2 separate regions of the Mus musculus genome follow, and region 1 is linked to region 2. The links are chromatin loops, found by intact Hi-C in ENCODE. Cell type or tissue: left cerebral cortex. All regions are shown on one strand.

The links. Peaks named below come from ENCODE experiments on the same cell type or tissue, not always from the same donor. Only the 100,000 strongest peaks of a DNase experiment are listed, where the experiment ranks them.
Region 1: it touches region 2 in a loop (4-fold over the local background); 2 of 42 quality-filtered maps call a loop at or near these places.

The regions. Positions count from the first base shown.
Region 1 is chrX:145,303,059-145,311,058 of GRCm38, forward strand. The region is part of intron 3 of Lhfpl1 (lipoma HMGIC fusion partner-like 1); the gene reads right to left. Among named protein-coding and RNA genes, the nearest start is that of Lhfpl1, 42 kb to the right of the region's middle. In left cerebral cortex, CTCF peaks have their summits at 4,374 (motif pointing left) and 5,705; DNase peaks (open chromatin) are centred at 4,364 and 5,697.
Region 2 is chrX:144,680,755-144,688,754 of GRCm38, forward strand. It overlaps Trpc5 (transient receptor potential cation channel, subfamily C, member 5), which reads right to left and starts at 7,426. Exons shown (of 11, transcript NM_009428.3): 1 at 7,045-7,426. It also overlaps a transcript of Rtl4 not described here. In left cerebral cortex, no CTCF peak of the experiment used is centred here; DNase peaks (open chromatin) are centred at 4,119, 5,051, 5,289, 6,327 and 4 more places; H3K4me3 peaks cover 3,139 bases; H3K27ac peaks cover 638 bases.

The DNA of each region.
Region 1 (8,000 bases), 620 kb after region 2:
ACATAAGAGGGTTAGAGTATCATGACCATGGTAAAGGAGGACAAAGTTGGAATAACAGAGCTCTATCCCTATTAAGGATACTATTTTTCCAAAGCCAGTTCGACTCAGGAATGCTAACTCTTCTTCCCATAGCTATAGCCTATCTACATTTATGACACTCGGTCATGAACCAAGCTACTGTTTGGTATGTAAGATGGGAATGAGGAAGACAAAGATTTACCATGTTCTAATTTGTTATAGTTTTGCCAGACAGGCCTGGCTCTTATGGCAACAGAGACAATGGGGGATAATAAAGAAGCCAGTGGTCTCAGCTGTTCCATGATGACTTTCGATTTCAGACTTCAGGGTTTCAATAGGAAGTAACATAAGGAGCTTTTCAATGGAGCAGAAGCTAAATGAGCAGAGAACTTTCTCCACTAGGTTTGAGCAAACACAGATGAATAATCTTCAAAGAGAAAGCAAAGCCGATGAATTCGAAAACAATTGCCAAACATCTTACTTCTCCTACCACAGCCTCCAGGAAAAAGACAGCCAAGACTATGAAAACATCTTTCTACTCACATTCCAAGCTGGGTATGCGTGTCACCAGCAGCCTAGAGAGGATGCCCAGAACCCAGTGAATATTCCAGAAGTCTGCCAAGCTACCTTGGCAGAGAAGGAAAAAACAAAACAAAACAAACAAAATAGAGAACAGAGAATTTCAGTACTTTAGGTAAGCACATTACTACTGGTAGTACTAACTTTGATCCAATCAGATCTGCTAAGGAGTACGACATTGTAGGTTGGCAAACTCATCATGAGCCAACCGAATGCTCTAAAGGGAAGGAAAGACCAGTTGATGGCACTTGCAAAGAAGCCAAATCCTCATGATGACAAAAATGTCCTCCATCTGATTTTCCTCTCCCAGACACACATTTCAGCGAAACAAATTGATTCCTATTGAAATCTCCCTTGGCATTCTGTACTTCTTTTTATTGGGTTTCTTGTATAGTTATCAGTTTTAGCTGTCTCTGCTCATCTTTTTCTTCAGTGGGGAGAAGCATGCCTCAGACCAATTTAAACTGTGTTTCTCTGTCTTTCTCCAGACTGACCTCCTGGACCCTTAAAAATTGCCCATATCATCATGTTGCCCTTTGTACAGCTCATTAATTCTACCTAGAACAGCTTCTTAGAATAGCTTTGGGCATTCTCCCTAAGGAGAGAAGGCAAAAACCAGCTAAGCAAATATTCGACCGCTTTCATTCAGCATGAGCTCTCTAGGACACTTGGCTTCTAAGCAATTGGTCCCTCTCCTCTCATATATACTCAATAGCCCTCTGCTTGCATCGACTTGAACTTTCTTAGCACTAAGCCAGTAACTGAAACAGAAGTCATTATTATTGGTCAAATACTTCCTCATGCCTGGCACTGTGGTAAGCTCTTTCAACAAGTCATTCTCTCATAGGTAAGATTATTAAAAAACAAAAAACAAAACAGGGATTAGGGTGAGGCAATATTCTCACTAATAAGGCAAGTGCTATGATGCCAAGTCACACAAGGATGAAGATGGGGATCAAATTCATTGTAAAGGGGATAGGGATGTTTTGAAGAAAAATCAGAAATTAAGCAGGCAAGGAAATGAGAAGAGGCAGTCTTAAGAAACACAATGTCAGCTGCAAAATTGAGGCGATGGGGAGAAACTTGGGTGTCTTAGTTAGGGTTTCTATTCCTGCACAAACATCATGACCAAGAAGCAAGTTGGGGAGGAAAGGGTTTATTCGGCTTACACTTCCATACTGCTGTTCATCACCAAGGAAGTCAGGACTGAAACTCAAGCAGGTCAGGAAGCAAGAACTGATTCAGAGGCCATGGAGGGATGTTCTTTACTGGCTTGCCTCCCCTGGCTTGCTCAGCCTGCTCTCTTATAGAACCAAGACTACCAGCCCAGAGATGGTTCCACCCACAAGGGGCCTTTCCCCCTTGATCACTAATTGAGAAAATGCCTTACAGTTGGATCTCATGGAGGCATTTCCTCAACTGAAGCTCCTTTCTCTCTGATAACTCCAGCTGTGTCAAGTTGACACAAAACTAGCCAGTACATTGGGTTTTCTGGATCACTGACATGGCAGAATATGTGTATGTCTGTGGTCCCTATAGGTCTTGTTGTGGACTCCATCCTCAAAGTAATGGGGAATTATACTTGGTAAGACAGAATGGCATCAGATTTGCATTTCATAAATATCACTTTAGCCTAAGAGGGAGATACCAAGGGACCTGTATGTAGGATCTCTAGCAATCTAAAAACAGGAGATAAAGAAGAAGAGGAAAAAAAAAGAAGGGGAATAATGAGATGGAGGGAAGGGAAGTAAGAGATTGCTCTAGTAACCCAGGGTAGAGTGCAAATTAAGAGAAGAAAGATAGGATTCTAGAGTTCTCCTTATGTGCCTCTGCATTATCGCATCTACAGATGCTGATGTCATACATTTGGATTAACATCATTATCAGTTATTTGTTATATAACTGTACAGTTTATCTCTTGAAACAAACTATAATCTCTTTTGAACTCTGCATTTTATACTGATTTATTCAATACTTTATAGTGAACATCCAAGATAGAATAATGAGTATTATCTCTATTTTGATATATTCTTAAATACTAAAAATTGCTAAAGGCTCAGTCCCAGAAACTTAATCTACCCTAGAACTTAGGAGTGAGGGAACCTTCATGCAGATCATTTACTGAGCCTTGTACTAGCAAGGCCAGCTTGAAGCGTTTGCTGTTTCTATTCAGACTCTAGTGCCTAACAGATACCTGTCATGGAGGCTTATAAAAATTTGCCCTCAAATACCTCAGAAATAACAAAGTCCCCAAATTATACCATCCAATATGAGCATAGTACTTCACAACTTACAACATACCATTTCTACTTACTCTCCCAGCTAATCCTGTTTCCTGAGTTCTAGCCATTCGTCAAGTTGTAGCTATAGGCAGGAATATTATTCTACAAGAAGGAATTAACAGAGAGATGAAGCATGTCTCAAAGTTCTCCCATTTCATCAGGAGGTGTCTATAGTGGCTGGAATTATTCAACTTTGAACCTGGAGAGTCGATGTGGTATAGGGAGCAGAGCCTGACATGACAGTTACAAGGAACTGCATCTGAAAGCATGTTCTGCCCCTTCCAAACTGGATCCCCAGGAGCAAGTCATTTACCCTTATTGAGCATCTCTTCCTCATGGTAAAAATAAATGTGACTACTCACTTTACAATACAGCTAAGGGGGTAAATACAATGGTATATTAAACAAGAAATCAGTGCAGAGCCTAGCATAATGAGTACTTTTCAGACCACCTGTCTCCTAGTCCTAGTCTCTGCAAATACCTAAAAGAACTTAAGATGCAGATATCTAGGCTTCCCTACAGATCCCCCATATCCATATCTCTGGGGAAGAGTCCAGTAGATTCCTAAGTCCAGCCCAATGGGGCCCGAAGTAAGGTATATCATTTAGCCTATTAATGAAAAAATGTGGAAAGACATCTATATTTCTTTAAAATTTCCCTGTGCTTGTTGCCATGCTAGGGGCATTCACTTGAGAGAGATATTTTTATCTTTCTCACCATTTCTTATAATTCACTTAGACGAGGTTTAGTGACTATTGTTTGTAGGAAACCATATGACATAGCTCTAACATATAGGTCTCTCTTCTCTGTAATCCCAACCTCATCAGGGGATTTCTCCTAGGAATGTAGCTGTTGCTTGCTTTGCTCTTTTGCAACCAGTTTATTATCCAGCCTCTGGGTTAGTCTGACCTATACCAACAACAGCCATGATCAAAGCAGTTGCCATTCACATTTACAGGGTGTGGGCCCTGAGCTGAACATATTTTATATGGTATCTCAACGCCATCCTCACTGACTGAGCCTTATGGCTTGGATGCTACACTGTTAACATCTGCTCTTAAAAGTAAACTCTGGCAGGGCGTGGTGGTGCACGCCTTTAATCCCAGCACTCGGGAGGCAGAGGCAGGCGGATTTCTGAGTTCGAGGCTAGCCTGGTCTACAAAGTGAGTTCCAGGACAGCCAGGGCTATACAGAGAAACCCTGTCTCAAAAAAAAAAAAAAAAAAAAAAAAAAAAAAAAAAAAAAAAAAAAAAGTAAACTCTGAGATTCTGCTTTTAAACAAAAGCTTAAGATAAGATTCAGCACCATTTTATAGGGAAAGGACTAACACACAATAAAGGTGAAAGAGGAAGCAGAAATTGGCACTGATGCTTACAGAAGCAACTCCAGGGGAGGAAATGGAAGCAAAGAAATTGTGATTCACATTCTAGAAAGTAAAGAGCAGAAGTGCTAAACCAAATGAATTTGCCTTGCTTTACTGCCATCGTGTGGTTGTGTGGTTGATAGACAACCAGCCCCTAGAACGTTAGTTCTCTTCCTGAGCCTGGGAGGCCCTCAGCAAGACAACAGGAGAATAAGGCCATGCAGTGGACTTGCCCTTGAGGCCTTTGGAAGAACCTTCTCTTCCTCTGGGGTTGCAGAACTGCAACCGTAACAAGCAACTAATTCAGGGTTGAACACCCTTTCTCACGTGGATTATTTCAAGAAAAAGAGAAATGTACATAAAAGCACCTCTGTCATTTCTTCTAGTCAAAACGAAAATAACTTCATATTCCCTGGGATGTATAGAGTGTCATTACTCTAAATTTCTCACTATTTTTAATCTAGAAGCTGATCAGTGAGAAGATCTAACCAATTAGAGTTCTAATTTCTACCTCTCACAGGCAAGATTATTGTTTCAAAATTTTTCGGTGCACTTCTCTAACACATGAGCAGAACCGGTTCTGAAGATAATTGATTTCTCACATTGCCTATGGGTAAACGGGTTTAAAGAAGTGAAGTGGGTCATCTATGGCCAGACAGTAAGATAGGGATAAAGCTACTGCACAATGTAAAGGTGTGTTAGGCAGCAGACATATGCAGTCGAATAAAGTTGTTTCATGACCCATTAATTCCTTCTGGTCTGCTTCAACTTAGCTCAATTTCTCCTCTTTGTGGAAACACATCTCTGTTGTTCACGTACATAACTCTGAGGTTTTCAGCAATGTCTAAGCCCTGAATTTCCCAGGACTCTCAACATTCCAGCTAATGCTACCCCAAAAGATAGTGGCTCTGCACAATGTCCTTAGCTAAATACATTTTTCTCTCAGACAGCTACCAGCAGTGATTCTCAAACTATTATTGTGTATAAGATGATTATCCTAAGTACATTGCATTTTTACTGTATATTTTAATGTATAAAAGATGATATTTTGATGTATATGTAATAAGATAATTACTAGTTAAACAAATTAACATATTTATCTCCTGCTACAGTTATGTGTATGCTAAAACACTTGAAAATATACTTTTTGAGAACAGGGGGAAAAAGACAGATATGAAGATAAATGATTAATGGAGAGCAAGTCATAACAGGGAGCTAAGTAGGTATATAGGACCCTTGGTTTTCTGAAAGTGGTAAAAGATTCACATCTATAGGCAGGCTTTATTACTGGAGCTAGTAACCCGGCTACTCACCCACCTAGTACAGTGCTCTGTACATGAAAACAGAGAAGCCAGGTCTCAGAGTGGGGAAGTGATGTGCCCAAGCAAGCCTAGGAAGACTGAAAGCAGAATAAGCAGTTTACCCTTGTCAGGCTGACTTCTCCCACACTCTACTGCCCCACTGTGGATGCAAAGATGCTTGCTAAGCCAGCTGTGTGCTGGTGAGCACAGCAGACTGTCCACAAAAAGGCTGTTACTTGTATGTGGGACATGTTCTTCTAGCTAGGCTGCCTTGTCTGGCCTCAGTGGGAGAGGAAGTGCCTAGTCTCACAGAGACTTAAAGTGCAAGGGTGAGGGATACCCAGGGGCCCCACCTGCTCAGAAGAGCAGTGGAAGGGGATAGGGGAAGGACTGTGGGAGGGGTGACTATGAAGGGAGCAGTGAGCAGGATATAAAGTGAATAAATGAATAAATAAATAAATAAAATTTTAAAAAGAAAACTGAAAGAAACGAAAGGTAACAGGAAATTCCTGGAAACTGAACCCTGGAAGGTCAAATCCCAAGTCACCATAAAAGGCTTTGAACTGTCCAGAATGGGCGGAAATGTTAAGAGAGCAAGGGAAATGAACCACTAGAGAAAGGAACTACAAGGAACACACACATGACCTTTGGTTATCCTCTATCACCAACCTTGGTCAAGATGGATGGGCCTTTCCTTTCTTGTCTCCATTCTGAAAGTTTGGGGCCTCTCCTCCAAAGGGACTCTGACAATAACAAGTTGCATTAATGCAGCATTGTGCCTTGTATCTAATGGTGACTTTCCTCTATCGCCCCAATCCTACAAGAATCAATACTATTAACAATCCCCATTGATGAAATACTGAGAAGTTAAGGAGTGTGCCCAGATTTGTACAACTAGTAAGTGGCGGGGCTCACATTTGAAGACAAGTCCAGCACTGCTAACCTGTGAATTTATTTTTCATGTTATATAGGCCACAGATTCTAAAGCTGTTGCCCACGGCCCTACGGGGTCATGTAACAAAATATGGGAGGGTAATGAAAACCTTAGCAAGAACAAATGGTTTCTGAATGCACAACGGACACAAGTTAATTCAAAATCACACTTATAATGAATCTGAGGTGTTCCTGGCAGCACCTTGACCAGGCTCCATCGTGCAACTTCAGTGCAGTCATGATTCTGAATTTACAACATGGTGCATTTAGTACTGTGCATTCTCTCACCTCACACCATGTGATGGCAATAAACACAACCTGGAACATGGGCTTGGATTCAGTACTGCCGTATATTATAAATTACAAGGATTTTACTATACATGCAAAGTTTGATGATCTTGCAGAAACAGTGATTAAATTAAGGAAAACAGAATCTTTTAATATTCCCCTACTGTCATTCTTTAGTATATAAGCATTGAAATAGTATATCTTTGGATTGGATTGTGTTAGTAAAGTTGGATTTTAAAAACTGCTGCCTTTATGCACGGGGGCTACACAAGTCCAAACAGATGGTATCCCAGCACAGAGAGGGAACTGAACTTGAGGTCCCATCCCTACCACAGAAGCCATCTCCAACTGATAACTACTCACAAAGGACTAAGCAGTGTTTGTCTGTAAAGCCTCTCTGGGTATACAAATTGCTCTTTAAGGTCAGACCACAGGATGCGCGGTAGATGTCCAGCACAAAACAAACTCAGTGGTATTTTTTTTAATTAGGTATTTTCCTCATTTACATTTTCAATGCTATCCCAAAGGTCCCCCATACCCACCCCCCCAATCCCCTACCCACCCACTCCCCCTTTTTGGCCCTGGCGTTCCCCTGTACTGGGGCATATAAAATTTGCAAGTCCAATGGGCCTCTCTTTGCAGTGATGGCCGACTAGGCCATCTTTTGATACATATGCAGCTAAAGACAAGAGCTCCAGGGTACTGGTTAGTTCATATTGTTGTTCCACCTATAGGGTTGCAGTTCCCTATAGCTCCTTGGGTAATTTCTCTAGCTCCTCCATTAGGGGCCGTGTGACCCATCCAATAGCTGACTGTGATCATCCATTTCTGTGTTTGCTAGGCCCCGGCATAGTCTCACAAGAGAGAGCTATAACTGGGTCCTTTCAGCGAAATCTTGCTAGTGTATGCAATGGTGTCAGCATTTGGAAGCTGATTATGGGATGGATCCCTGCATATGAAAACCTTTTTTCTCGTGTTTTGTTTAGGCATTTTTTTTGCCCTAACCATCTTTTGTTTATCTATTATAGTTTCCAAGTTTGATTTTTTATGAGATATTTGTGTGTGCATGTGTCTACATGTGTATTGTTTCTAGAGGATTTTTTTTCTGTTTGTCTGTTTTATGTTTTATTTTGGTTTGTTTTTAATTTTTATTGGTTTGCTTGTTGTTTAAAGAAAGAGAGTGAGAAGGCATGGAGTTGGATGGGCAGGGTTCTGGGGAGAACCTGGGAGGAGACA
Region 2 (8,000 bases):
TGTTTTTCTAGCATCCATGTCTTTCTCTTTGCAATAACAGCTGCTACATGCTCCTGTTTCTACATAGCCACAGTGCATTCCTCACAAGAAAGCATCTCAAATCATGAACCCAAATAAACCTCTTTTCCATTAAGCTGCTTCCTGTTAGGTAGCTAACTCACAGTGATGCATAAAATTCATAACCCCTTTATCCATGGGGTGATATATTCTAAGACCTTCGGTGGATGTCTGAAACTGTAGACAGAACTAAACTGTATTTATACTATTCTCTTTTTTCTCATACATATTCATTTATGATAAAGTTAAGATTATAAGTTAGAGATTGTTGGAGAGTTGGTTCAGTGTTTAAGAGCACTTGATGCTCTTGTAGAGAACCCAAGTTCAAGTCCCTCCTCAAAACCCACATGGTAGGTCACAACCATCTGTAACCCTAGTACGTGGAAATCTGATGCTCTCTTCTGACTTACTCTGACACTAGACACACATGTGGTGCACATACAGAGATTCTTGTACATAAAATAATAAATCTTTAAAAATTGAAGGAAGTACATAAATAATTTTTGCCTTCTTAAAAATTTATAATATAGGCAGAGTAAGAGACTGGCATCAACAGTGAATAATAAAATAGAATAACTATAACATCTATAATGTCCTACGATGTAAATTATGTGTATATTGTTTCTGTCTCTCAAAATATTTTGTTGTAGTATATTCATGTTTATTCCTGTGACAATATAAGATGATAAAATTTCTATGTGGTAATATGAAATATGGTGATTGCCATAGGAATTGTGCGGTAATGTTGGCTAAGATACAAATGTTACTTATACACGAGCACTGTGCTATATTTGGTATTATGGTGGACACTAAATGACTAGTGGTGTAATAGTGTATGTAGTGTTAATACACTCAGAGAAGGATGAGGCAGATCCTGGCCAGAATGGATCAGGACAGAATAAATTCCATTACACTACTAAGAAGGGTATATTATTAAAATTTTATGAATTATTTATTTTTGGAATTTTACAGCTAATATTTTCAGACTGAAGTTGATGACTGGTAACTAAAACTATGGAAAGGAAAACCATGATTAAAGTATAACCCCAAGTAACAACAGAAAAAAGAATTGCAAATGATCAAAGTACTTTTGGATAATAAAGAGACAGTATAATGTAGGCCAAACAGGAAAATGTAAGACGTAAAGGAAGAGAGATGTATTTATAATATGTCCAATTTAATATCCATGTAATATACATAAAATGTAACTTACTGTTTCTCCTTCATCAGTTGAATGGAAATAATGCTTCCCAAATACATTATGGTCACTTAATATTATTTAATAAATTATTTAACATTTCATTTAATATCATGTATTATACTACTCAGTACATAAAAGATTGTGCTAGACAGGATGTAGTCTCCCAAACACACCAATACTTTTATACTCGGAGCCTGTAATTGTGTTATGTTACATGCCAAGAAGCCTTTTCACATATGATTCAATTACTAACTAGTTGACTTTCAACTATTGAGATTATTCTGAATTTTCTGCAAAGAATCAATGTAACACCCCTTCATCAACTCAAGGTGGGTTTAAGAAACAGTGATGCATTATACATCTTAAAATCATTAGAAAAGCTGACTTAGATTATACTTACCATACAAATATGAAAGAAGTTCAAGGGGCTGTGTGTACTAATCACCTTCGGTTGCTCAATTCCCAATGTACACAAAAGTAAAAACATCCCATCTTACTCCTATTTTCATATAAATATCATTTGTAAATCAGCTTTTAAATAAAGTAGGAGAGAGAAGAGTCAGAGACACAAATCAAGAGGAGAGGATTCCGAATGTGATGGTATTCAGCTTGCTCTCACTGACTTTGAAGGAGACTGAGGAACGTGAATGGCCTCTACTAGTGAGAACAGACTTCCCTTGATGTTATCAAAGCACTCTGGGTCTCAGTCCTACACTCAAGGAAGTGAACTGTGCCAAGACAACCTGTAGAAACAAGGGAACTGATTTTCCCCCACAAGAATGCCCACAAGAGAATGCACTCCTGCTGATCCCTTAATTTTAGCCCAGTGAGCTTCATAGAAGATTCCTGATATACTGAATTATTAAATGATGAGAACAAGAATAAATCTAAACTCTTAAATTAATAACTAGTACTAGATTAATAAGGGCATGGTAATTTGTTGTAGTAGAAATAGAAAACTAATATCCAGACATTAAACAATTTACTAAAATGTGTATTTATTACTATGGTCATAGAAATATTAAAAGTTAGCTATCTGAATGGTGTAAGATTACTAATGCCACAGTAATCTCATCTGTTCGAAAAGTGAAAATGTGTTGGGCTACCTCAATTCCAACAGAAGCTGAATGCCTTACACATCAAAAGGCCAGCGCTCTGATACTGTGGTCTGCCTCTGTCTTGACAATTAAGCGATCCAAATTACACATGGCAATCAAGTCTTTACAAAGGTGAATGCATAGTGATTTTATTAGAATTTACTTATATTATACATATTGTATTTTACAAGTGAGTAAAATGAGCAAGTAGGTATTCCTGTGGGTGAGGATGAAGTAGTCATGGGTATAGATCATACCTAAGTCATTAACGTTTATAAAATGGGCATATTGCATCATTCTTTTGAGCTTCAGCTACTTACTGTCTCATCTACAAAGCAGAAATTATAATAAACTAATTTCATGATGTTTTTGAGAAAAGTTGAAGTGAGATACTGAATGGAAAATGGCAAATAAATACATACCATGTAAGCATTAATTTTTACTGTTGCTCACCTTTGTAAAATATGTTGATAGAACAATGTATTTTTCATCTTATGTCAGATGCTTGCACTTTGAAGAAATCATCATTGAAGCCTAGATAGAAATTTATATATGATATCTTTTGCCTGGATGGGAGATTCTCATGAGGGCTCAGATCAAAAATATATTTATATTTATTTTACTTATGTCATTTATTTTATGCAAACCATCTCCTGCTTATTTCATGAACAGTTGTAATTCTCTCATTCTGCAGATTATTTGGCTACAAACCTCTTAATGCTATTTCAGCTTTGACGCCTTCCTGAATAATAGTTGTGGGTATTTGTAATATTTTTTTTGCACTGTCAAGATAAAACTTGTGTGTGGTTGTGTGTGTGTATATATGTGTGTGTGTGTGATTTAAATGTATTTATTTTGTGTATTTGGAGGTGCATATACTCATGTATGTGTGTGCAGGTCAGAGAAGAACTGTGGGAGGAGTCAGTTCTTTCTACCATGTGTCCCCGGAATTGAGCTTGAGTTGTTAGGTTTGTTGGCAAGGGGCTTCAGCAGCTAAAACATCTCAACAGGCTCTGTGTGTGTTTCCAGAGGTGATAAGTGATAAGTTGCAGAGGTAAGGCAATAACAGCTGGCTGTTGCGGAAAGGATGCCTGGAATCTCTGTACTAACAAGGTTGAAGAGGGAGGATTGAGAGTTCAAGGTCACACTAGGCTACATAGTAAGACATTGTCTCAATCAAAACAAACTAGGTATAATACATAAATAAAACATATAACTGTGGCTATGGGAAGGAAGTAGAATAATGAGTGTAAATTTACATTTTAGAGTCCAATCAATTTCTTGGGAGAGCCTCCAGAGATCTTTATTGAAGTTCTTCAGTCTGAGAAGATAGTTCTGCGTTCTTGTTTTAGCTCTGCCACTAGCTAGTTTTATGATCTAAGCAAGCTATTTCTATTCTCTAGGTCCTGATTTCTCTATAAGGGAAATGAGGATATGACACCTGTCTCTTTCACACCATCATTTTTATCTCGCTTTTGCTAAGGAAAATGGCTAGGATAATCTCACTAGCTGTCAGAATCCAAGGGACAACTGTGTAATAAGTGAAGGACCAAGTCAGAGGCATTTCCCAAACTCCCTTGACCCAGTGAACTGCAATTTTGCTCAGCTCTATGAGCTTGTATTTATTTATTTTAAATAATCTGTTCTCACTCAGTTGCGGATGATGTAAAATGCATGTTTGCTCATGAGACCACAGCTGAGTCATCTAGGAATCATTTCTTGCTGGCAGGATGGGTTTGCAAGTGTCATTGGACAAGTGCTTGAGGAGCCCATTGACAGAGGAAAGCGAGTTTTAGATGGGGTGGTACAAAGGATCATCAACTCCTAAGCTCGAAAAAGTGAGGGCTTCTGCCTAGACTGGCATCATTTCTGAAACAGGACTGCAAAGTTTGTCACACCTGTCCCTAAAAACATGGAAAATGACTGAGCAGAATTAAGTTAGTGGCATCTTGGGACACAGGGCACTTCTTGAGGTAGGATGAGCCCCCACCCCCTATTTCCCATCAGCTAGAAAGAGACATCTGAACAGAGTGGTGTTGTCAGCTAAGAACAGAAGTCTTTGCAGAAGTAGATCAGTCAGAAATGGTTTGTTTCTTTTTCTCAGCAATGGAGACAGGCGAAAGACAAATTAGAATATTTGGAACTAGGCAGGCTAGAAGTATTGTGACACATTTGAAATATTCATTTGATAATTATACACCTGGATGGCTAGCAGATTGGAACTGAGCATGCTAAAGAGTGAAAGGGGATGACAACACTTAACTCGTACTCCAATGTCCCCAATTTCCTGGTTCTAAGGAATTCTCTTACTGTTTACTCAGTGTTTACAAGGCAAATTGCCGGCAGTTTTACAGCACTTCACGTCTGAGGTGATTTTCTGAACTAACTCCATTTCAAGCCAAAGCAAACACCTGGATGCTTTTCTTTCCATGTGTTTCCAAACATCTTTGGCTCTCCTATTCCTTTCCTCCTTTTCCTATTGCAAATCTCTGATTTCTTGTCCCTGCGTTCCGTGGTTCTGTGTGCCATTTAGTTGTTAGTTCTATAATGAATAGAATCAAAATTACAGATTTTATATCTGGAAAGGATGGCAGCTATTATATGATCTGTGTCTGCTCTTGAAGCTTATTCTAAAGCCAGGTGAATCTGTGTCAACGAAGCTGTGTCTATATTGGTTTGAAATCCTTGCAGTTTCCTATCTCTTTGTCCCTTGTGTAATCACAGGTCAGGAGAATTTCAGCAGCTGGATACTCACGTAACCAAGAACAGAGTAAATATCTAACACCTTATGTTCATCCCTACTGAGTCCTCCCCTAAGCATGAAACTGTTGGTTCTTTTCGACTAATCTGTAATCTTGTCCTTGCAATTTTCATCTCTCCAAGAAGAGATTTGATTGTGTTTTCCCTAAGAAACTGTCAGAACAGAAAAGTAACAGCACGGGGACCTTTTCAGATTGTACCGGAGTGATTCTCAGTCTGTGTCTCTCGGCACTATGCATTAGACCAAATTGCCTGATACAACATAAATAGTTCCATTGCATGCAGAATCTCTTTCCCGTGTTTGCCAAGGATGTAATTCATTATATCTCAGTAGCATCTAATAAATAGAAAGTTTAATTAATGAGCCCGGATGCTTTTGAAAGCACACGTTCAGCCCCCTCCCTCTTCTACACAAACACAGGCCCCAGACTGTATGGGGTCTACTGAACTCTTTAAACAAGTATGTACACACACAACAGAACCAAATCACTGTATCTAGACACTAATGTAGAACCCCATACATTTAGTTTATGAATATAGATGTACAGTTTATGAAAACTCCATGGCCATGGGACTAAACCACGAGCTTCAGGTGCCATTCATTCAGTTCTTTGTTCCAACTCACCGACTTTTACTCTTCTCCTTTTCTCAGCCTAAACATTTGCTTTGAAAGTAACTTGGTACTATGTAAATGTACTACCATGCCTTTTAATTTAGTAGATTTTTCAAGACCAGTGAAAGGCACCATTTGACATCCTTTAAATCTCAACTTGTAAGACTTGATGGGGAATGAGAAATGATACAGATCATCTGTAGAACACCCTCAAATCCAAGAAACAAGCACTAGGCAATTGGGCATGCATAATGGGATGACATATCAACATGTAATTCCAGCTAAATACCAAGAAGACAACTATATTGCAAAAGACAAGTGGGTCTGGGTGCCATATGAATATAGTATTTATTACTCATTTGAAGCCAGGGAAAACACACAGCATCTCTGATAGAGCACTATTGATTAGTCTTTGCCTCTCCTCTCCTACTCATACAATCAACTCGGGTAAAGTTCAGGGATTCTGTCTTCCAGGCTGGTTTCCCGGCTCCAGGATTTTCATAAGGGAGTGATTACACTGCTAAACACTTGGCTATCACCAGGTGCGTAGCTGCAGTCCAAATATCCCACCTTGCCAACAGGGAAACAGACCTCCTCCCAGTCTTTCTCCCAGACCAAGCAGAAAGGCCAGGACCTGTGAATTCAGCTCAGAACCTGACTAAGTGGAACCTGATGGAGACTGTTTGCTCCAGTCATTACATACGGTGCAGGGAAGTGGCCACTTTAGAGCATATATCTGACTGATGGCCCCAATTGTGTATTTCTGGGCTCCTTAAAGGAATCCAGGTAAACTAAACTGGCCAGCTCTTAAGTTTGAAGGTTAGAAACCCAGCAAGGTAAATGGAAGCTCTGCTCCAGGAGCCCTCATGTATCAGGTTCTTGGCTCTCTGCAGTTGAAGGACTGTCCTTGAAGACTGGGTATCTCCATTCTCACACTAATCTCAGACCCATTTTGAAGCTGCCTAGGAGCAGGCTTTCTCAGGGCTGGGCTGGGGACATAATATTTACCCCAGAAAATCATACTAATTCACTATCCAGGCTCTGATTCAGAACACTGCTCATGAAAACGGTGGTTGTGGTAGGTGCCAACAGTATCCTGTCCTAAATCTCCTAAGGCTCCATCCATCCACGGCACCGGCTCTTCCAGGTGTTCCTAAACAATCTGTTGCTGGCCTCCATTTGTGTCCCACCACCCCAGCCCCCAGCCAGCCAGCCTCTTTCCAACCCACAGAATCTCAGCACCTTAGTTCAAGCCCCATTTCCCTGCAGCTCCGTAACAACAAATAGGACAGCACCGGTGCCATTTGTCAACTTACCCCAGGCCAAGTGTGTTTTTTTTTTCAGATTTGTGTTGTCTGGAGTCCGAGCACCCCGGCGCGTGGTGCGGCAACCTTACTGGACTCCTCTTCCGCGCCGCGCAAGCGGCAGCCACCTGGGACAGTCCCGGGCCTGGAGGCTGCCGAGTGGGTGGTGGTTGAGTACTGGCGAAGGAATCAGGATGCTGAGAGGAGCCCAAGGACTGACTCCTACCTGGGCTTCCTTCTTTGCTCTTCAGTTACTGCCAAACTTCCCTCTGACTGGCCAGATCTCCTCACCTTTTGCCTCTGCCAGTGCCCGAAACTCTTCTCTTCGCCCGACTGCCCGGTGTGCTCCTGCCCGGTTCTCTCTCTCTTCTCTCTCACTTGTCCCCCCTCAGCGCTCTCTCTCTCTCAACCTGAGACCCTTCACATACACGCACCCCTTCACGCAGCAAGCCACAAACAATAAGAGCAAGGGGAAGAAGCCAAAGCCGACACCGGGAAATTGAGGATAGCAGACACCCTGGTAGGAAGATGAGTGCGTGTGGAGGGGTGTGTGTGTGGGGAACCGCATTCACACAGGCGCCCTCAAGCTAGGTAGCTGATGGGAGCTCTGGTCACCTCTCCAACCCCCTTTTTCTAGACTAAAGGTTTCTGTCCCCTACTGCTGCTGCTTGGAAAACCCTATACCAGCCAAGGGGAGAGAAAAGCATAAGAGGGGTGGGGAGGGGAAAAATCAAGGAGGCGCGCTCCCTTTCTCCTCCCCACCCCTAGATCCCAAAATGTCCAACCCTGAGCTCTTCTTTTCCCTTCTATCTGCTGCAGGTTCTCATCTGCTGCTTGTCTCCCTTTCTATCTTTTGGGGGGTGGCTGAGAGCTGTGGAGAACCCGTCGCGGTTGTGGGGTGTGTGTGTGTGTGTGTGTGTGTGTGTGTGTGTGTGTGTGTGAGGGGGGGGAGGAGGGGAGAAGGAGGA